6 separate regions of the Homo sapiens genome follow, and all the other regions are linked to region 1. The links are chromatin contacts, found by Hi-C or POLR2A ChIA-PET in ENCODE. All regions are on one chromosome and are shown on one strand. The core of a region is the stretch at or near the end of the contact, and the rest is flanking DNA. Distances in the headings are between cores, read along the strand shown. Region 1 holds the start of RGCC (regulator of cell cycle). Region 2 overlaps ELF1 (E74 like ETS transcription factor 1). Region 3 holds the start of ELF1 (E74 like ETS transcription factor 1). Region 4 holds the start of WBP4 (WW domain binding protein 4). Region 5 overlaps VWA8 (von Willebrand factor A domain containing 8). Region 6 holds the start of KBTBD6 (kelch repeat and BTB domain containing 6).

Region 1 (3,332 bases), core at 551-3,050:
CAGAAGAGTTTAAAATTGACTTTGCCCTTTGAAAAACAATAAGCAATTCTGGATTTGAAACCAACAATCATGTAATATTAAAAAGGCACCTAATTTGCTGTTTGAGGTACCTGTAATCCTCCCAGGACATGTGAGTTCCTGGAAAAAGCTGTCTCTTTTGTTGTTTTTGTTGTTGTTGCTGTTGTTGACAAAGTTGTTCAGGACAAAGAGACCCTGGGGTAGTCTCCATTGTGAGAAAGATCACCAGGAACCACCTTCATGCCCATGTGCTCTCTGGCTCCCCCTCCAGCCTGGTGGAGGACCTGGCTGAAAAATACTTGAACTCAGCAGTGCCAAAGATTTTCATAACTGCATGCAATGGAGCAACAAGTCTGAGAGCTAAGGGCCAGAAGACAATGCAAGCAGTTATTTCATAAATCCCAAGAACAGCAGTTTGGGCTTATGAAACCTTTCCTGGTTTCATGAATATTTCCGTTCTGCGCCCTCCCATGTCCCCACTGTGCCCCCTCATTCCACTGGCACTTGTTCCACATCTGCAAAGTTACAGCTGAGAGGGGAGAGGCACGGAAAGGAGAAGAGGAGGGAAACTGCGGAAAGGCCTGGTGCAGGTCCAGGGAGTCCTGTCTGGCTGAGTCGGGACAAGCTGCTTAAACTCGCCTGCCTGGTGACACACCCGTGGGCGGCAAGTGAACCAACCTGCCCTCCAGCGACCTTTCCCGTGATTATCGTCAGGGGCCCCGCCACCACTCGGCCTACTGCGTTGAGCTTCAGGAAACCATTCCTCAGTTTACTGATAAGAAAACTGAGGCCGCAGCCTTCGCGGGGCAGGTCCTGGGAGCTGGGAGATCCCGGCGCCATCCTAGCGGGGGCCGCACTTACTCTCCGAGTCGCTGAAGCCGCTGCTGTCGCTGACACTGGCGCTGCTGCGCCGCTTCATGCGCTCCAGGTGCTCCTCGTAGTGGAAGTGGCGCTCGTGGAAGGGCGACGCGAAGTCGGCCAGCACCGCGTCAAACTCGCACAGCGCGTCCGACAGGTCCTCCGCGGCCGCCGAGTCCAGGGCCGGGGCTGCGGGCAGGGCCAGGGGCTCAGTGCACGGAAGTCAGGGGGGCAGCGGGACCACCTCCCAGGGCCAGGAGGGGCCGCCACGGTTCCCGAAGATAACTGACACTTGGCGCCTCTGCCAAGTGACAGCCACGCAGTCGCTGTTACCTTGTAATCTTCTCCACCACCCCCGAAGTGCGTTCTATTACCAAGTCCGTTTTACAGACAAGAAAACTGAGCCTTCGCCAGGCCCAGGGTCACCCAGCGACTTGGCGCGGCCAGATTCCTCCCCAGGCGCTGCCGGTTACCTGTCCCCGCCGCTCCCCCCAACCCCGGGCGCGCGCGGAGCTGGTGGTGGAGGGAAGGTGGGACATGGGGGCCAGCCCGGGCCGGAAAGGAGGCTGCAGCCGCCCGCGCGGGAAGACCGGGGACAGGTTCCCGCCGGGGAGGATGGAAGGGTGGGGGGTGTGAAGGGACGACACGGGGCCCCTCCTTTCTCACCCGCCATCTGCAGAGCCGAGACTTTAAGGGGACCCCGGACCCCGCACTCACCTGCGGCCGCGGCGGCCGCGGGGCTGCCCTGCGCCGCGGGCGGCTTCATGAGGCGGCTCAGCTGGGCCCGGCGCGCGTGGCCTTGGGTCCTGCGAGGTGGCAGCCGGGGCTATTCGGGGGCTTGCTGTCCCGCACACTTCAGCCCTGCCAGTCCCTTCGGCGCTGCGCTCCAGCCGCGCCGCTCCCAGCACGGTCCGCGCCCGCCCTACCACCGGCTCGGGTTCCTAGATCTTATAGCCTTCGGCGGCCGGAGCGGAGGCGGGGCCGGGGCGGGGCTGCGGAGCCGGGGCGACGGGTCTGTCCCCGCCGCCCTCCGAGGAGGCCCCTGCCCCCAGGCACCGCCCTCGCCACGCGCCCGCCCTGGAACCGCGGTGACGAGGAGTCGCCGAAGCCCCGGTTACAGCCCCAAATATTTACCCGCCTCTCGCCCCCGCGCCCTGACAACCCGGCCCACGCGGTGTCCTCGGCGTCACCAGAGCTGACTGCTGGGCGCGAGCTCTGCTGCTTCCCGCCGCGTGCCAGGCACCTCCGCGAGCCGCAGCTTCCTCGGCTGTGAAGTGGACGTGGGCATGCAGAGCCTCCCTGGCTGGCGGTGAGGGACGAAGGAGCCCGCGGCCGTGTCCCAGTCGGGTGTCGGGGACGCGGAGGTCCCCTACGCATTGTCCCAAGGGGACTTCCGAGATGGTGGGCGGGCGGAGTGGAGAGGGTCGGGGCGAGAGGGGCAGGAGTTGGGGGAGTCCTGAACTGTTCCCACCGCGGAGCGCGGGGGCCTGAACTACGGTCCAGGGCGCTCCCGCCAGCCTGACTTTATCTAGAAGGGGTTTATTATGGGAAGAAACTACTGCGTCGACGCAGCGCGAACAGGGCGCCTTGCAGTGTCCACGGAGTAACGAGCCACCCTGCCCCGCGGCCTGCGGGGGCGAACGCCCTGGACTGTGCGCTGAGCTAGGCGCTAGCCTCTCGCCTCTCACCACAGACGGCTAATTAAATGTAGAGCAATTAACATGTAACGGAGTGAAACATTCAGCCTCCACTCCCAGCTAGTTTTTGTATTTTTAGCAGAGACGGGGTTTGTCCATGTTGGCCAGGCTGGTCTCGAACTCCCGACCTCAGGTGATCTGCCCACCTCAGCCTCCCAAAGTGCTGGGATTACAGGCGTGAGCCACCGCACCCAGCCAGGATTTGTTTTCAGAATATAGAAAGACCCATCTACAAAGTAATCACAAATAGACAACCTGGTAAAAATTAAAAATGAGCAAAACATTGAAACATACACCTCACAAAGGAGTATATGTTAATGACCACTAATCATATGAATAGTCCTCCTCTCTTGTCTACTCTGGGTGGCCTAGGGATATGCTTGTCTTGTGGAGGCACAAGCACTGTGGGCTCAAGAGTGGGGAGCCTCTTTCCCTGTTAAGGGGAGGACACCACTGGGATCTCTGGTGCCATCTCCTGCAATGGATCCTCTGATGTGGGGTCGAACAGAACTTCAGGAGTTGATTTCCCTGGGTGAGTGGAGCGGGATCCTTCCTTAGCTATCTGTCCCTTTGCTACTAGTATTGCTGCTGCATGCCCTCAGCCACTGTGGGGGTTCTAGCACCAGCTGTCACCAAGTGTCTATGTATGGGAACTGGTCTAGGTATCTTTACCAGTTACCTTGTGCCACGCCTTAGAAACAAGGGACCTGTCCAGGCTTCCTTCTGATGGCCAACCCACTTCTAATGGTGCGCAATCTA
Region 2 (3,332 bases), core at 324-2,823, 470 kb after region 1:
AACCACGTCATTGCTTTAAGCTGGTATATTTCACCTTCTTTATCCCAGAATTGTCTGATCTAAAACCTTTTTGTTTGATTGATTCTCTTTATTAATTTTCTTTCTTTTTTTTTTTTTTTTTTTTGAGACAGAGTCTTGCTCTGTTGCCCAGGCTAGAGTATAGTGGCGTGCCTCGGCTTACCACAGCTTCTGCCTCCTGGGTTCAAGCAATTCTCCTGCCTCAGTCTCCCAAGTAGCTGGGATTACAGGCACTCACCACCATGCCCAGCTAATTTTTTTTTTGTGTTTTTGGTAGGGACGGGGTTTCACCATGTTGGTCAGGCTGGTCTCGAACTCCTGACCTCAGGTAATCTACCCGCCTCGGCCTCCCAAAGTGCTGGGATACAGGCGTGAGCCACGGCACCGGACTATTTATTAATTTTCACCATAAACAGTTGGTACCATAGTAACTTAAAAGGAGAGCAGTGATTTTCGGCCGGGTGCTGTGGCTCACGCCTGTAATCCCAGCATTTTGGGAGGCCGAGGCGGGTGGATCACAAGGTCAGGAGATCGAGACCATCCTGGCTAACACGGTGAAAGCCCGTCTCTACTAAAAAATACAAAAAATTAGCCGGGCGTGGTGGCGGGCGCCTGTAGTCCCAGCTACTCAGGAGGCTGAGGCAGGAGAATGGCGTGAACCCGGGAGGCGGAGCTTGCAATGAGCCGAGATGGCGCCACTGCACTCCAGCCTGGGCGACAGTGAGACTCCCACTCAAAAAAAAAAAAAAAAAAGAGCAATGATTTTCTAAAAATATATTTATGAATTCGTGGGTTTAATATCCTTGTGTCTAAAAACCTTTCTGAAGGAATCTTAAATTTACATTCAATCAGTGATCAATTTTGACTATCATATTTTTTTTAGTACCTGAAATCTTCTATAATAAATTAAACAAGTAGCCATTTGAAGTGGTTGTAGTAGCTAGTAGTGTGGCTGAGGGTTTTGTGTTTACCATCAGTGAAGTCATTTTGTTTGGAATGAGGCATAATGGGACTCTGTGTTAGGGAAGCTTGCCAGAGTGAAGTCCTCGCCTTGAAGCAGCAGGATTTGTTAAAAAGACGCCAAACCTTGAAGCACTGGAATAGAATTACAGTTTTGTTGACAATGGGCTATAATGTTCTTTTTCTGGAGTCTAGCAAATAGCTATGGTAATAGAGACTTCCAGGGAGTACAGAAATGACCCTTAAGGAATTATTAGTTACCTAGCATGCACCTGTTACATATTTCTTGCATATACTTACAGCGCTAAAGAAGCTAATGTTAATTCAGTGCATGTTATGTGCCAAGTATTCTGCACATGCATTTTTGCATCTACACAACAGCTCTAGGTTTTGGTATTACTTTACCCGTTTTACAGAAGGAAGAGACTTGAGACTGACACCTATTTTATGGAAAGAGGGGACTGAGACACCAAGCAAGTAACTTGTCCAGTCTTCTGTCACACTGCAGAAGATTGGCACCCAATCGGTCTGACTCCAGAGCCTGTTCTCTGAACTGCTTTGTGTTACTATTTTACTTTAACTCCAAAGCTTATTTTGGGGATGACAGGTTAGGAACCTTGTTGCTAAGTATTCCTGTGGCATGTCTCCTTGGAGAATAAGAATATGGTCCTCACCCAATTAAGAGACATCTGAGCCAGCCTAAGATTTTTTTATTATCTGGTAGATGTCTGCCTGGATGCCCTCTGAAAACTGTGCAAATAAGTTGACCGCTTATGTCTGTGTGATGAAGAAGTAGTTTCACTTATGTTTTTCCTTGTTACTTTATAAAGACTGACACTTTGAAAAAAACATGTTTGAGAACTATTAATACAGCAGAGTGCTTCCTGACTATAATAGATAATTAAGGATGGGTAAATTTAAACAAGTTTTAAATTTACTGAGGACCTTTCAATTTGTTAGGTTAGAACAGAAGCCTTTTTTCTAATCCGAGTGCCCATATTTTTTTTCCATCTAAGACCGTATTTGAGGAATTAGATGATGCATTTAGTTTTGGACATGTTTTTTACACACTGACTTCAAGGGGCACTGATGTAGACTTGTCTTATAGTTTAGTGACTGGATTTGGAGCTCAGAAGCTGAACCTAGAGATGGAGATTTTAAAAATTTTTTACATATGCGTTTACTTAATCTGTGTTATAAACTGTTATAGCAGAAAGGACTTTGGTGGATTTTAGAGGCCCAGCTGTATATTACAGTTTTAGAGAGAGTCCTGATTTAGGAAACAAGAATTCTAGTTTTAGTTCTGTTTTGCTTGTAGACCGTGAGAACTTGACCACCCCAATTTACTAATTAAAAATGGAATCATTGATTTAGATCTTCAGTCTTGTCTGTTACTGAAAAAATTGTAAGATACCTGGGCTTTGTAATCAAAGATTATAAGAATCTTTGATATCTACAGGTGCTCCCTCTGGATCAGGTATCAGAAAATGTATTCTCAAGAATCACCTTGATGCAGAAGAGTATATAAGTACACAGGGGAGAGGAAGAGGAGCAGGAAAGATGACAGAGAATCAAAGACATGATTGAGCCAGTAAAATGCTTTTCTTTGCTTACACATTTTCAGTTTGTGGACTTCTCTATAGAAATAAGCAAAAGCTACATGCCAGAGCAAAAGTGTCTTTTTCTGCTGCAATAAGTGGCTTAGTGATTGTGGGGAGCCATTTCAGTTTTGATTTATTACTGTTAGTTGTTAGTATGTATAAGGTGTGGGTATGTTGGTTGCTTATCCTGATTTTTTAGATTTCTGAAAGACAACTGTTAAAGCACAGTAGCAGTGTGGAAGTGCTGGTACGAAAAGGTACATGACAGCAGTGGAAAAGAAAGTGAAACTTAAATTTACCTAGACGTATTCACACTGGCCATTGGCACAATGTCATTTTGCATTTATGAACAAATGGGTTTTGAAATAGCCTTCTGGAACCTAATCTTTTACAGAGAAACTTCTGTATCAGCAAACATCCCTTGATTCTGGTTATGTTTTCTTACTCTCGTTTTTCAAGCTTGTGATAATAGTTTCCTCTTTATCAGAAGTATATCAGTTATTCTTTTTTAAATAAAGGATATTTGTAGAAATAGCTTAAATATCTAATGATATTTATTTATTGAACACAGAGTCTCATTCTGTAATGCAAGCTGGAGTACAGTGGCAATCATGGCTCACTACGGCCTTGAACTCCTGGGCTCAAGTGATCCTCCTGCCTCAGCCTCCTGAGTAGCTAGGATCACAAATGCACACACACCAACACAGCCAACTAATTTTTTATTTTTTGTAAAGACGAGGTCTTGCTATGTTG
Region 3 (3,332 bases), core at 509-3,008, 440 kb after region 1:
TAATATACTTAGGGAATATTACAACTTACTGACCTTATATAATGGCTTCATATCTGAATACTTTTAAAGTTATGTTTATTTTTAGTTTTGTAAGGTGGGTTTTTTTAATGTCATTATCAGCTATTTCACTTTTTCTGACATCCTTTTATAATACTGTTGCCCTCTTTTACCTGTTACAGTTTTTATTTCTAATTAGCCAAAAGAAGATAATCAAATTGTTAGGTTTACATTCATGTTATCTAAAATAAATTTCAGATATGGAAAATTACCTGGGGGGAACTTTCCAGGGAACAAGTGAATCTCCCGTGACTGCTCAGCGGACCTTGTTTCTTGGTGCATGGGCTCTGAATAGTCATTTTGTGTAAGTGAACTAAAGTAAGCTAAATATGACATTTGACAGGAGAAAACATGGTCTATATTTCTTTTTAATAAATTTTTAATTAACAGTTTGTAAAACCATGGAGATTATTTTTCAGTAAAAGGATAAACCAAGCAATCTTCAGTGTAAGGAATAAATAGACAGCAGGCAGAAAGTTGGTTCACAATCATTGCTGTTTTGCAGCATTTTGTAAAGTTCCTAAGTCAGTGACAGCTTGTGCTCTCAACTATGCCTCTGGTAAGCCAGAATAAACTCCCAACTAATTAACTAAAGGGAGAAAACCTTGCTAAATCCTATTTACTTTTTGTAAGATACCAGGACGAAGGCTATCTATTGAGTTGCATTTATCATTTCAAGCGCTTTGGAAGTACTTAGTGCTTTCAAGCCATTTTGATTAATTTAAGCTCTTAGAATAAATTAATAAGTATTCACCCAGAGGCCAGAATAAGTAGGTGTAGTAATATTTCAGTGGCTTGGGCACTTTGTCAGATGTATTCTGACTTGGAAGGCAGAGCTTCACTGGCCACAGTTGTCCCCTTAGGTTGGCCTTGCCACAATTGCAGTGGAGCTGTAGCAGGGTGCCTGGCACAAGAGGCTTGAAATACATGTAGAAAATTTTGCTTGAAAGGTAAGTCAAACTGTAGCTATCATTTGGAAGTAGTAGAGTTATGAACTATGATCGTACCAATACTTTTTTAAAAGGGTTTTATCAAGCTTGCAGTTTATTTAAAATCATTTTGCTTTGTTGGACTTTAAATTCCTAACATTGGAGTGTGGGTTTTTAAAAATTCTGTAAACCAGTTTAATTCACACTTATTTTTCCACTGAACTTTGAATTTTCTAGTGGATTTTATCTGTTTAGTGAACTTACAGATCTGCATCTGGCTTTGTAGTTTGCTAGCCTTTCCAGACTACATAGCAATATATCTCTTTCATATGAGGGTTAATGAGTAGCCAGATTACACTCACCAGTCCATTGTTACATTAAGAGCCACAGAGTTTGCTATCTCCCTTCCATCCCCTTTCATACTTTTTTCCTTTCACAGTTTTATTTGATATAGTAAAGCAACTTTTAAAAATTGAGATTTTTATATTTTAAAACAATATATAGTTTTTAATTTTGCTCCCTTGTAGGTTCTTACTCTATTTTATTGTTAGTTTTAAATTATGGCAATTAATATGAGCTTAGTAATGGTCTAATCAAGGTAGATCTTGCTCCTTGCCTCTTCATCCCCACTTTCCTATACCGTTTTTACCTGCAGATTTGCATGTTTGACCTAGCAGAATAATTGGGTCCACAGCAACATGGGCGTGCCTCCCTTAGAAACACTTGGTTTCATGTATGACTCATAAGCTGAAGCACAGACACCACTTCCCCAATCTACAGGAGCCATTTTAACAGCTAAAACTTGTCGGATTGCTTTTTATTTTCAAGCTCAAAAGACGATAGAGAAAGAATACTTGAAGGTAACTTGTTACAATTTTGTATGTTTGCTTCTGGCTTTTTCTTGAGCTGATAAACAGAGGGTGGTTCTTACCTGTTGAAGAACATGGCTGAATGTGTTCTTTAACCCTCTGATAAAATGTGTGTGGTCAGTCACATGCCTGATTGAACTTAATTGCTAGGGGGAAACAAAGCACTGAAATTCTGGAAAGTTTTAGATCTTCTTGCTAAAGCATTTTGTATGTCTTTGTGATTTTTTTTCTATGTAATTTAAGAATAAAAGAGGTTTTTTGTTTGTTTATTTGTTTTTAAGTACCACAAAGCAAACTAAGGTCAAATTTTAATTTAAAAAACCTAATTGTATTTTTTGGGGTAGTTGAAGTTACAGTTAAGTAAACCGTATTATTCCTGTGTGATATAGATGTTAAATATCCAGGGGCAGTGGCTTTGTTTTGGCATTTTAGCTAAGGGTGAAGTTTTGGGACAACTCAGCCATAGGTGTTGCTCATTGACTGTTATTTATTTATTTTTTTCTCCCTCTCTGTTTTTTAAAGTTAATGAAATTATATTAAATGTTTCATTTTGGAAACCCAATGGAAATTTAAATGAATTGTTATTTAGATAATAAGTAAAAATGAATATTAGATTATTTAGATAACAAGTAAAAGTGAATATTAAATAGAGGAAGAAAGACTAGAATGATTCATTTACTATTAGAAAAAAATGAAGTTTTATAATTCACACTGAAAACTTGTTCTGAGTAACAACCTTAGAAGTAAAGCTGTCTTCTAAGGAAACGTAGTTATTTCAATTTTGTGTAAAAAGAAAAAGTGATGAGTATTGGCCTTCCTTTTGTATTACTGTTCTTAAAATTTGCCTGCCTTGAATTAAAAACCTTCTGTAAATGAAAAGATTGCTCAGTCTTTTCCTGAAGTACTTGTCATTGTAGTTATGAGATTTTGGCTGGCAAGTATACATCCTACTGTGCCTTAAAGTTCTAGGTGCTCTGTAAAGATGAGTGCAGTAGTATTTTATTTCTGAAACATATTTATGAAGATAAAATTGGAATATGCAGTGATTCCAAAAAATAAAGTTTTTGGATATAAAACTTGCCAAATCATTTCTTGTTGACCAAAATGATATTTAGCTAGTTCTTTGAGAATTTGCTATGCACTTACTAAGTGCTTGAAGGCCTGTCAGATTAAAGGGAAGAGACAAAGGCAATCAGTTATTATTTCTTACTCTTTTGTAAGGATTGTTGATATTAACAGATCTCAATTTTGCGGTCTTACAAGAAAGACACAGCGGACATTTTACCAATTCAGCTGAGCCATTTGCTATCATCTTTGTTTGCATATTGCTGGTTTAGTCAGCCTTTGAGTAAGCAAAAGCTGTATTTACTTCTAGTCTGGTCTGTGTGAAAAATCTAATGAAGACTTTTCTATTTTTTTTTTTAACTTTTTTAAGGTGGTGATCCATAAGAGAAAAATCAAGAGGCACACAAATAAG
Region 4 (3,332 bases), core at 222-2,721, 400 kb after region 1:
TAACATGAATGATATGACCAACTCATTGCCCATTTCCCAAAAGGCCACAGAGAAATAATTTAATATATAATCAAAGTCAGGTTGATGAAAAGGAAGAAGGCTCACAGCTTTCATAGGGGACTGAGAAGACAGAAATCTTCTGATGTTTTGAAAATGCAAGAGCAATGTACATAAAAGTGCTTTGTAAACTGAGTTTACATCAAAAAGGAGCACTTCATTCAACACAATTATTATTAGAATCTCTAACAGCGGAATTATCATACAGGCCTATTGTCTGCTATCCAGCACTTGCAGTAATCACAGAATTTCTTTGGCTGTGACTTCCAGTAGTCCGCCCTGAAAAAGAGAGACAACAAGGCTAAGCTCATGTAAAACTTAAAAAAGGTTAAATTCTGCATGCTTTACAGTTTTTAAAGTTTGAAATATATGCCCCTGCTACTGAATCTTGTCTTGTTATGTATAGTCGTTTTATTATTTATCTGGTTGGAGCACAGTCAATTGAAATTCTGTTGCCAGCGGAGTAGAAAAAGTCTGTATCTGATTCATTACAAAACTCCCTTCAATAAAATGGCTTTCAAAAATTCCTCACTTGTTATCGTCATCGTTATGAAAAACTAAGGAACATCTTAGAAGAACATTTATCCTTTCTGGCTTTGGGGGAGGTTGCTGTAATGGAAACCTGAAGAAACTCATAAAGTTTGCCTTAAATCAAGTTATTCCCACCAAGAGAACAACGTACAAGACTACTCTGGGGAAAACTGTAGTTCCTCCCAGACTCTCAGTTAAAACAAACTGTTCTTGAGCCTCAAGGCAAGAGAGAACTGGAAAAGCCATGGGACTTCGTAGACGGCCGACAAAAAAAAAAAAAAAAAAAAAAAAAAAACCATTACGCTATCCAGGGCTGGCCGCTTCCAGTGGGCGGGGGAGGCCGCAGCCCAGCCCTAGTTTCACAATACCCTAGGGTTCAGGGGCTTCGGAAACCCAAGGGGTGCATGCGACCCCCGACAGCGTCGTAGAGAGAGCACTGCGTCGCTTCACCCGCGGCCGTCCAACCAGCCCCCTGAACCGGCCGCCGGCCTCCCCCTAGAGCCCGTGCCCCATACCCCAGGGCGTTCAGCGGGGTAACATTTCTACCCCGCCCTGAGAACCGGCCCTGCAGGTCTGGGGCCGGTCCCGAGCGAGTTAAGAACGCGTCTGTCACGCCCCCGGCCGAAGGGCGGGAGGAGAGGAGGGGAAGACCCGGGCGAGAAAGGGCGGCCCAGAGAAACAACACCTCGTTGTTCAGGGCCTGAGACCCAACTCACATGACTGCGCCAGCCGCTCTGCAAGTCGTCCAGGGTTCCACTCAGACTCGCGCTTTCCCAGCGGGACGAGTCGAGCTCTTCCAGCCGCCCGATGCCCACCCGAACCTCCCTCCGATCCAGACACCTTACTCAGTCCCCGGGACCAGCGTTCCGCTGTTCCCAACTACGGGTGCCCAGACGATCCAATCCGCGTTCGAAATCGCCTCCTCTCCCCTCCCCCTACAGGGGCGGTACTCCCGGCTCCAAAGAGGTGGGGTCGGTATAAAGGGGTTGAGGTCACCGGGAAGGGGTAAAAGCGCGACGGGACCTGAGCTGAAGGACGGGATCTCAAGCCTCAAGTCCCTGCGCCATCCCGCCGTCTCTGTGTCCTCCCCTGGGGCCCAAAACCTCCATCCTCCTTCTAGGCTCGCTGGCTCAAGGCCAAGGAGCTCAGCGCGCCGCCTCCGCCCGGAACGCAAACAGCTGTTCCCAGAGACGTCTCCGCTCTCAACTTTGCCAACTACTCCGCACGCACTTTGACCAGCGGAGCAACCGGGACCTGTGGGTCGGGGTCCTCTGGCGGAGTTAAAAAAAAAAGAGGTGAAACTGCGGGACCGGCGCTGCGAGTCGCTAGGCTTCGCCTCAAACTTTGCTGTTGCAGCGGAGCGGCCCCGCCCCTCCTCTCCCCTACGACGCCCACGCGCTCGGATGGGGCTTGTTCCCTAGCTCGGGAGCGTGTGGGCAGCAGCAGCGGCGGCGGCGGCGGCGGCGGCGGCGGCGGCAGCAGCAGCTTCAGTAGCGCAGAGGCGGCGGTGGCGAGAGGTGCGGCGAAGGAGGCAGAGGCACTTATGCTTGTCAGGTGGGTCACGGCAGTTTCTCATAGCACTTCCCATATGGTCTAGCGGTTAGGATTCCTGGTTTTCACCCAGGTGGCCCGGGTTCGACTCCCGGTATGGGAACGCTTCCTTATTTTTCTTTTTTTTTGCAACTATCGGTTTGGAGGGCTGACTTTTTAAATCTTGTGTTCTGGCTCCTTTCTTGTCCCCGTCTGGGTGAGTTTGTAGAAAATAAGCATTACTGTAGTTAGTGGCGCCAGGAGCTGGGCTGCGGCTTTTGGAGCCTCGAGTGCCACGCCGTGCCTGCTGGAGAAGCGAATGCGCTTCCGATCCTTCTCCCTCCCGCCTCCGGCTCACGGGGCTGGTGGGCCCTGAGGGAGTTTCACTTTCCCCTGGGCTGCTCCCCCGCCCCTCCGGCCCGTAGTTTTCCAGACGCCCGGGAGGTGATGATTAACTCCGGCCTTGCGTTATCTCCTCCCAGCGCCCCCGTCCGGCCCACACCCTCTTCAGCCGCTCTTGCGACTCTTCCTATGCAGGACGGGCTGACCCCCCTGCCCTGGGCGCCCCAGAGCCCGCGCCCGGACCAGTAGCTCTAGTGGTTCTCTGGCCGCAGGGTATTTACGAGGCCCCACGGAACACAGTGTGCCTTCCGCGCCCTCCCGGGGGGACGCGCTTTCCCGGCCGCGCAGCCGCCCGGCGCCCCTTTCCGCCGCGTGTGCGCTCGCGTCTCCACCCGCGGCGCCTGAGCAAGCGCGAGGCCGGCCTGCGAGGTCTTCCCAACTTGACTTAAGGGGCGCTGGTCGCAGTCACGGAAAGTACCCTCGAAAAAAGGCCTTTGGGAACGAGAATCTTTTTTCTTTCCCTTTAAAAATACACACCACGAGCTATGGAGGAGAAAAATACCACTCTGATGAGATGGCTTTAAATAAGTATATCGACTTTCCAAAGGGTCTAACATTTTGAGCGCGGTTGATTTAAAGAAAAAAATTGATTAAAACAACGGCAAAACATCCTGGGGTGGAGGTGGGGCTTGGGAAAGAGAAAATTGGCTGGAGACTGGGGAGGGGACGTTAAAACAAAGTTTCACTGTATTTTTAAATATAGAAGCCCTGTGTTTATTACAAAGAAGGGACAGCTGTGTCAGCAGCATGTGAGCTGTAAATGAAACAAAAGCGTTATCTTAAATGCAAGCTGAAATTAGAAAATAGGGTCG
Region 5 (3,332 bases), core at 474-2,973, 350 kb before region 1:
TTTGACTTTTGATATCAGTCACATTGCCTGAATTTTATCCTCAATACATGTTTCTTTCTCATAGCAAGTCAGTTGCCAAGTTTGTTGTATCCTACCTCTCCATTCTTGTTGCCATAACCTTACTGTAGGACTTTTTCCTTTTATAGGCAGATTATTGAAGTAGCTTTCTGTTTCCTGTCTCAGTTCTCTCTGTCCTTCATCCACTTTCTATGCTGCTGCTGATTTAAATTAGGAAGTAGGCTAGTAATAACCTGATTTGAAAATCATGTTACGACTTTACACATAGCAGAATCCTAGTGCCTTTAAGAATAAAGCCAAACCCGTCAGAGTGTCATTCATAGGTCTTTGTTGTTTGAGAGCAAGCCTTCCAGCAGGACCTTCTAGTAAAGCTGGTCTCATTTCCTCATGTTCTACTTGTGGTTCCATTACTTTTGCTTTCATGCCTTTGATGAGAGGATTTCTCATGCCCATTTGAATATTTTAACTGCCTATAACAGCTGTCTACTGTTCCACTTATTTTAGCATTGAAGTATATACTATTTTGAATTGTAATTTATGATTTATTATATTTGAATATTGTCTCCATATCTGGAATGCAAATTAATTGAAAACAAGAATGGACCAATGTCTGCTTGTAATTGAGTTCTTTGAAACTTAGAATGTGTTTTTTAATAGAAGAAAGGATATGTGGTGGTCATGCTTCCAACCTAATTCCCAAAGGAAATATAATACTAATGTTGTAGCTGAGATAGAATACTAACAGCAAACCAATATCTTATGGAGATGTGAAATACACAAGGAAGGATAAATAAATTATTTTTTTCTTCTTTGGGACATACGGAGATGACCTTAGGTGGAACATTAAAACAAGCAAATGTGCAGTGTGTCTTTGACATTCTCCCCTCATCCATTCTGAACCCTTTGTTAATTTCATAGAGTCCTCTTTTCTAGGCCCTTGAGTTCTCAGGGCCACTTTACTGCCCTTATCACCCTCTGTGACATTTCATACTGACCTGCCTTGCCCTCCCAAAGGTCCAGTTGCTTCAAAAGTGCTTCTGTCCTGTGGTTTTCAGTGATAATCACTGTCTTCTAATGCTGCTGATCTAAGTTAGGAATTAGGCCAGTAATAATCTCATTTACTAAATATATGCTAATATGTAGGTCCCATCACCTTTCTCTGCTGGGTTTTTTGTTTTCATTTTGAAGAGGCTGATTTTTAAATAACAGTTGTTGCCATTCGTTGAGCACCCATATGTGTGTGACATGTGCTAAGCACTTTAGAATCATTTTCTAATTTAACCTTCATAACAACCTTAAAGGTGAGGGCATTACTATTGCCATTTTAAAGTTGAGGGAACTGAGCCTTGGAAAGGTTAAGTAATTTGCCAAGGTAACACAGCTAATAAATAGGATACCGACTTATCTGATTCAAAAGCCTATAAACTTTACCATTATGTTATGCTGCCTGCCAAAAGAATTTCAACAAATATTTATTGAGTACTGACCATGTCCTGAGTTCTGTACTAGCAACTCTATTCGTGGAATTTTGGGAAATGTAATATAGCAAAGTGAAAGTATTCTGACAGCATAGGGGAAGGATTCAAAACAGCAAGCTGCAGCACAAGTGACAAATTGGTTGACACCTCTGTGGCCAACAGCCTAAATTGTTTACAACTCTTTTTGGCTATTTTAGAAACCACCGATTTGCTTAAAGCTTTAAACATTTCCGTGGTATCTTAACACCTTGGCTTTGTGTAAGGAGAAAAAGTGAACAGTCAATCATACAGCCTAAGTCCAGTGTGACCTTTGTTATGTAACATCCTTCCCCCATTGCCCCTCCCATCTCCAACTTAGCACAATTAAAATACATTAATTAAATTTAATTGATAAATACTTTAGATTTTTTAAAAACTATCTTCAAGGATGTTTTAAGTGTAAATTGGTTTCTGTTTATTTTGATTTGTAATTAATTAACAGCACATACTTTAAGTTTGGCCTTACCCCTTCAGTAATAATGAATTCTGCTGTGATATCCATCTAAAGGGACTTTAGCAAGTTGAAACAAGACTCTTAACACAATGTATTTGTCTTTTGATAGGCACAATCATTAGCGGCATCACTTTCTACCAGACAACTGTTGCGAATTTCTCGTCGGCTGTCACAGTATCCTAATGAAAATCTTCACAGTGCTGTTACTAAAGCCTGCCTTTCCAGGTAAACATATTCTTTCTCACTGCGTGTAAGTTTCTGGATCTTCACTAAAACTATAAGATAAGTTTAACTGATGGTGCATATTCCCAATTCTTCAAAATATATTGGTCTGAATGTAGAGCTATTTCAGCCTTGCCTTCACTGATTAGAACTTATTTAATACAACATATTATCTTTTAAAATTAATTTTTGGTCCCAGCATCACCAGAAGCAGATGTTGGTACTATGCTTCCTGTACAGCCTGCAGAACCATGAGCCAAAATAAAACCTCTTTTATTTATTAAAAATAAAATAAAATAAAATAAATTTTTATCCTTAATTTGTATGGGTACATGGTCAGTATATATTTATGGGGTACATGAGATACTTTGATACAGGCATAGAATATGTAATAATCACAACAGGGTGAATGCCATATCTATCACCCTAAGCATTTATCATTTCTTTGCATTATGAACGTTCCAATTATACTTTTAGTTACTTAAAAATGAACAATAAATTGTTGACTATAGTCACCTTGTTATGCTATCAAATACTAGATCTTCATTCTATCTATGTTTTTGTACCCATTAACCATTCCCTTCCCCAATTCTCACTACCCTTCCCACCTCTGGTAACCATCCTTCTAGTCTCTCTTTGTGAATTCTATTGTTTTAATTTTTAGCTTTTAGAAATGAGTGAAAACATGTGAAGTTTGTCTTTCTATGCATGGCTTATTTCAGTTTAAATAATGTGCTGTAGTTCCATCCATGTTGTTGCAAATGACAGAACTTCATTCATTCTTTTTTATGGCTGAACAGTACTCTATTGTGTGTGTGTACAACATTATCCATTTGTCTGTTGATGAACACTTAGGTTGCCTCCGAATCTTAGCTATTGTGAATAGTGCTTCAATAAACATGGTAGCACAGACCTCTCTTCAATATATGGATTTTCTTTCTGTTGGGCATATACCGGGCATATACCTAGCCTATACCTAGGATTGGTGTGTCATATGGTTGTTCTAGTTATTTTTTTTTCTTCTTTTTTTGAGGAACTCCATATAGTTCTCTATAGTGGTTATACTAATTTACATTTCCACCCACAGTGTACAAGGGTTCCCTTTTCTTCACTTACTTGCT
Region 6 (3,332 bases), core at 470-2,969, 320 kb after region 1:
AAAAAAGACTTAAATAAGTTAGTGAGTTGGGTTCTGAGTGGTACTCCTCAGTTGTCATAAACCTCTTTCTTTCCATAGCATACCAAAATAACGTGCAATTCCAAAAGTAAACTGGCTGTCTCTATAAATGTTAGTTCCCTTATCTTGTGCTAACATGCAAGTTTGGGTGAGTGCTTAAGAATTCAATGATTTGGGCCATGTTAACTTAAGTGGAGATTTCAACTTAATAGGCTGTTGAAAATCTGCAATAGTGTATCCTGCTTAAAATTCCCCATTTGTACTCCTGAGGTAAGAACCATCTACAAAGGTGATATCAAGGTCTCTGAGAGGAGTTCTGGTGATGTCAGAGTGAGGAAATGTGAATGACTGTGTGACGGTGATTCAGTCACAAGGTTGTCCTTCAGAGGGAATGGGAAGAAGAGTGGCTTGATTGTTTTGACTACGGTGGACAGTGATGAGAGAGGAAGACAGTGGCAGGGTTTCACAGGAGGTGAGTCCGAAGCGGAAACGTGTTAGGTGTTCTCAGTGACTTCTAATGTCTGAACTGCACGGGGTAAGTAAAGGTTGAGTGAATGACTAGAAATAAAGTCAGCTCTGATGGAGAGGCAACTTCATACAAGCAAGGGGAGAAATGCTTGAGCCACTGGGTCTAAAAGGATGCTAAATTACCAACCAGGCCTCTGGCTTCCATTGTGTTTTGGGGTGAGGACCCCCTAAAGCATGTCTCTTCTTTTGTGTAAAAAAGGGAAAGGGGTACTGAATATTGGAGAGACCAAGTGGGAGAAGTGGCTACAGAGGACTTCAGGTTTTGAAATGCAGATATGGAAGGAAAGTCTCAAAGTCAGGTGACTGGAGGTGGTCTCCTTTTAGTCATGGCAAATAAGGACAGGCAATTGTGAAAAAGCCAGGGATCTAATTCCAGCGATAGCCAACCAATCCTACAAACCCTGAGTTATCTTTTGGTACCAGGGAGAGGCATAGTGAGTAAAAAAAAAAAAAAAAAAAAAATCACTTCTAATGGATACATACACTAATACAAGATGTTAATAATAAGGGAACTGTGAAGTGGGGAGAGATATATGGAAGTTCCCTGTCCCTGCTGCTCAATTTTTCCGTAAACCTAAAAATAAAATCTAATTTACACACACACACACACACGCCCCTAAAAAGGGATCTCTGCTGGAACTTGCAAGGTTTTCTGTTTTGGGGGGTTTTTTGTTTTCCTACAGGCTCATAATTTCAAATTAGTGGTGCTTCCTTTTTTTTTTTTTAATAAAGGCTGGAAGAAAACTTATCGAACCTTTATAATTCTAAGAACTGAGTAATTATTCTACAAACCAACAAATATTTATTAACAGCGTCCTATAACCAACTCATGTAATCTTCACACAATCCTATGAAATACTACTGTTCACGTCTTACAAAAGAAGAAACAGTTCAAAGAGACAAGTCAAACAATACATACTAGAACGAGGCGACTACTCTGGATTCCAAAACCACAGTTCCAAACCACAAAATCGAATCTAGGAAAATTGGCGCTCTCGAGTGTCGTCAGCTAAAACAAGGAACACCAGAGAAGGATCGCGATATTACACAAACTACTACTCCCGACATGCAAAGCGGATTCTTTCCCTCGGTCTCGGCCCGGGAGTCCGAGAGTCCCAGCAGCCCTCGGGGCGCGAAAGGCAACCTGGGAGCGGTAGTTCTCCTGGGCGCCTAGCATTGTCGCCCACGCTGCAGTAGCGGCTTCTGCGGCTCCAAGCCAGCGGGTCCTGTGAAGGCGAGCAGACGCGGAGAAAGGACGCGGGAGTGAGAGAGGGTGAGTCAGCCACTGTCTAAACGATAACGGGAGGCGGTTCTGCGGGGTAGGGTTGAATTCAGTAAATGGGCTCGTGCTGCTGTCTCTTCGGAGACGCTGCTATCTTAGCGTCAGCGAGGGAAGGTTGAGGAGGAGCCAGAGCCGGGTCCTGCAGCGTTTCTCGCCATCAGCGCCCGTCGCCATCTCCACCATGCAGTCCCGGGAAGACGCCCCGCGCTCTCGCCGCCTAGCCAGTCCCCGTGGTGGGAAGCGGCCCAAGAAGATTCACAAACCCACAGTTTCGGCCTTTTTCACGGGTCCAGAGGAATTAAAGGACACGGCCCATTCTGCAGCCCTGCTGGCACAGCTCAAGTCCTTCTACGATGCGCGGCTGCTGTGTGATGTGACCATCGAGGTGGTGACGCCTGGCAGCGGGCCTGGCACGGGTCGCCTGTTCCCCTGCAACCGCAATGTGCTGGCCGCGGCATGTCCCTACTTCAAGAGCATGTTCACAGGTGGCATGTACGAGAGCCAGCAGGCCAGCGTGACCATGCACGATGTGGACGCCGAGTCCTTCGAGGTGTTGGTCGACTACTGCTACACGGGTCGTGTGTCTCTCAGTGAGGCCAACGTGGAGCGCCTGTACGCGGCCTCCGACATGCTACAGCTGGAATATGTGCGGGAAGCCTGTGCCTCCTTCTTAGCCCGACGTCTTGACCTGACCAACTGCACCGCCATCCTCAAGTTTGCAGATGCCTTTGGCCATCGCAAGCTGCGATCCCAGGCCCAGTCCTATATAGCTCAGAACTTCAAGCAACTCAGCCACATGGGTTCAATTCGGGAGGAGACTCTAGCAGATCTGACCCTGGCCCAGCTGCTGGCTGTCCTGCGCTTGGATAGTCTGGACGTGGAGAGTGAGCAGACAGTGTGCCATGTGGCAGTGCAGTGGCTGGAGGCTGCTCCCAAAGAGCGGGGTCCCAGTGCTGCAGAAGTCTTCAAGTGCGTGCGCTGGATGCACTTCACTGAAGAAGATCAGGACTACTTAGAAGGGCTGCTGACCAAGCCCATCGTGAAGAAGTACTGCCTGGACGTTATTGAAGGGGCCCTGCAGATGCGCTATGGTGACCTGTTGTACAAGTCTCTGGTGCCAGTGCCAAACAGCAGCAGCAGCAGTAGCAGCAGCAACTCTCTTGTATCTGCAGCAGAAAATCCACCCCAGAGACTGGGTATGTGTGCCAAGGAGATGGTGATCTTCTTTGGACACCCCAGAGATCCCTTTCTCTGCTGTGATCCATACTCGGGGGACCTTTACAAAGTGCCGTCACCTTTGACCTGTCTGGCTCACACTAGGACTGTCACCACTTTAGCTGTCTGTATCTCTCCTGACCATGACATCTATCTAGCTGCTCAGCCCAGGACAGACCTCTGGGTGTATAAACCAGCTCAGAATAGTTGGCAGCAACTTGCAGATCGCTTGCTGTGTCGTGAGGGCATGGATGTGGCATATCTCAATGGCTATATCTACATTTTGGGG

The links. Hi-C counts contacts between places; a loop is a spot of excess contacts on that map. ChIA-PET counts read pairs that join two places held with the same protein, here RNA polymerase II (POLR2A). Pooled maps may share reads with other maps.
Region 2: a map of CD8-positive, alpha-beta T cell shows a loop between it and region 1 (3-fold over the local background). The contact joins the enhancer-like site here to the promoter of RGCC in region 1. A Hi-C loop is called at or near these places in 3 of 168 maps with a recorded cell type or tissue (CD8-positive, alpha-beta T cell and naive thymus-derived CD4-positive, alpha-beta T cell), 1 of 37 single-sample maps with no recorded cell type and 10 of 50 pooled maps. POLR2A ChIA-PET finds 5 or more read pairs at or near these places in 1 of 52 experiments (activated T-cell).
Region 3: a pooled map shows a loop between it and region 1 (4-fold over the local background). The contact joins the promoter of ELF1 here to the promoter of RGCC in region 1. A Hi-C loop is called at or near these places in 1 of 168 maps with a recorded cell type or tissue (OCI-LY7) and 6 of 50 pooled maps. POLR2A ChIA-PET finds 5 or more read pairs at or near these places in 4 of 52 experiments (CD4-positive, alpha-beta T cell, OCI-LY7, T-cell and 1 more).
Region 4: a loop to region 1 is called in a map of CD8-positive, alpha-beta T cell, with 29 times the contacts of the local background. The contact joins the promoter of WBP4 here to the promoter of RGCC in region 1. A Hi-C loop is called at or near these places in 6 of 168 maps with a recorded cell type or tissue (CD4-positive, alpha-beta memory T cell, CD8-positive, alpha-beta T cell, OCI-LY7 and 1 more), 9 of 37 single-sample maps with no recorded cell type and 19 of 50 pooled maps. POLR2A ChIA-PET finds 5 or more read pairs at or near these places in 5 of 52 experiments (BJ, CD4-positive, alpha-beta T cell, CD4-positive, alpha-beta memory T cell and 2 more).
Region 5: a map of natural killer cell shows a loop between it and region 1 (2.8-fold over the local background). The contact joins the enhancer-like site here to the promoter of RGCC in region 1. A Hi-C loop is called at or near these places in 1 of 168 maps with a recorded cell type or tissue (natural killer cell), 1 of 37 single-sample maps with no recorded cell type and 4 of 50 pooled maps.
Region 6: a map of naive thymus-derived CD4-positive, alpha-beta T cell shows a loop between it and region 1 (8-fold over the local background). The contact joins the promoter of KBTBD6 here to the promoter of RGCC in region 1. A Hi-C loop is called at or near these places in 3 of 168 maps with a recorded cell type or tissue (OCI-LY7 and naive thymus-derived CD4-positive, alpha-beta T cell) and 9 of 50 pooled maps.

Annotation. Positions count from the first base shown.
Region 1 is chr13:41,456,018-41,459,349 of GRCh38, reverse strand. RGCC (regulator of cell cycle) reads right to left here and starts at 1,800. Exons shown (of 5, transcript NM_014059.3): 1 at 1,594-1,800; 2 at 880-1,065. The coding sequence starts at 1,642. RefSeq lists enhancers at 758-887, 937-1,614 and a silencer at 1,188-2,027.
Region 2 is chr13:40,984,377-40,987,708 of GRCh38, reverse strand. The region is part of intron 1 of ELF1 (E74 like ETS transcription factor 1); the gene reads left to right. Among named protein-coding and RNA genes, the nearest start is that of ELF1, 33 kb to the left of the region's middle. RefSeq lists enhancers at 2,548-2,827, 3,247-3,316. Within about 2 kb of position 1,573, at least 4 of the 41 ENCODE cell types and tissues checked have a DNase peak (open chromatin) inside an H3K27ac peak, as active enhancers do; they include CD8-positive, alpha-beta T cell, where a contact is called at or near this core.
Region 3 is chr13:41,017,742-41,021,073 of GRCh38, reverse strand. It overlaps ELF1 (E74 like ETS transcription factor 1), which reads left to right and starts at 1,758. Exons shown (of 9, transcript NM_172373.4): 1 at 1,758-1,846. RefSeq lists an enhancer at 1,764-1,873.
Region 4 is chr13:41,059,648-41,062,979 of GRCh38, reverse strand. WBP4 (WW domain binding protein 4) reads right to left here and starts at 1,471. Exons shown (of 10, transcript NM_007187.5): 1 at 1,305-1,471; 2 at 264-336. The coding sequence starts at 1,306. It overlaps TRE-TTC1-2 (tRNA-Glu (anticodon TTC) 1-2), which reads left to right and starts at 2,171; the gene lies at 2,171-2,242. It also overlaps a transcript of ELF1 not described here. RefSeq lists a silencer at 2,677-2,856.
Region 5 is chr13:41,810,107-41,813,438 of GRCh38, reverse strand. It overlaps VWA8 (von Willebrand factor A domain containing 8), which reads left to right. Exons shown (of 45, transcript NM_015058.2): 17 at 2,099-2,214. Among named protein-coding and RNA genes, the nearest start is that of VWA8, 150 kb to the left of the region's middle. RefSeq lists an enhancer at 478-527. Within about 2 kb of position 1,723, at least 2 of the 41 ENCODE cell types and tissues checked have a DNase peak (open chromatin) inside an H3K27ac peak, as active enhancers do; they include natural killer cell, where a contact is called at or near this core.
Region 6 is chr13:41,131,189-41,134,520 of GRCh38, reverse strand. KBTBD6 (kelch repeat and BTB domain containing 6) reads left to right here and starts at 1,719. Exons shown (of 1, transcript NM_152903.5): 1 at 1,719-3,332. The coding sequence starts at 2,010. KBTBD6-DT (KBTBD6 divergent transcript) reads right to left here and starts at 1,593. Exons shown (of 4, transcript NR_120423.1): 1 at 1,466-1,593. RefSeq lists enhancers at 1,417-1,656, 2,017-2,066.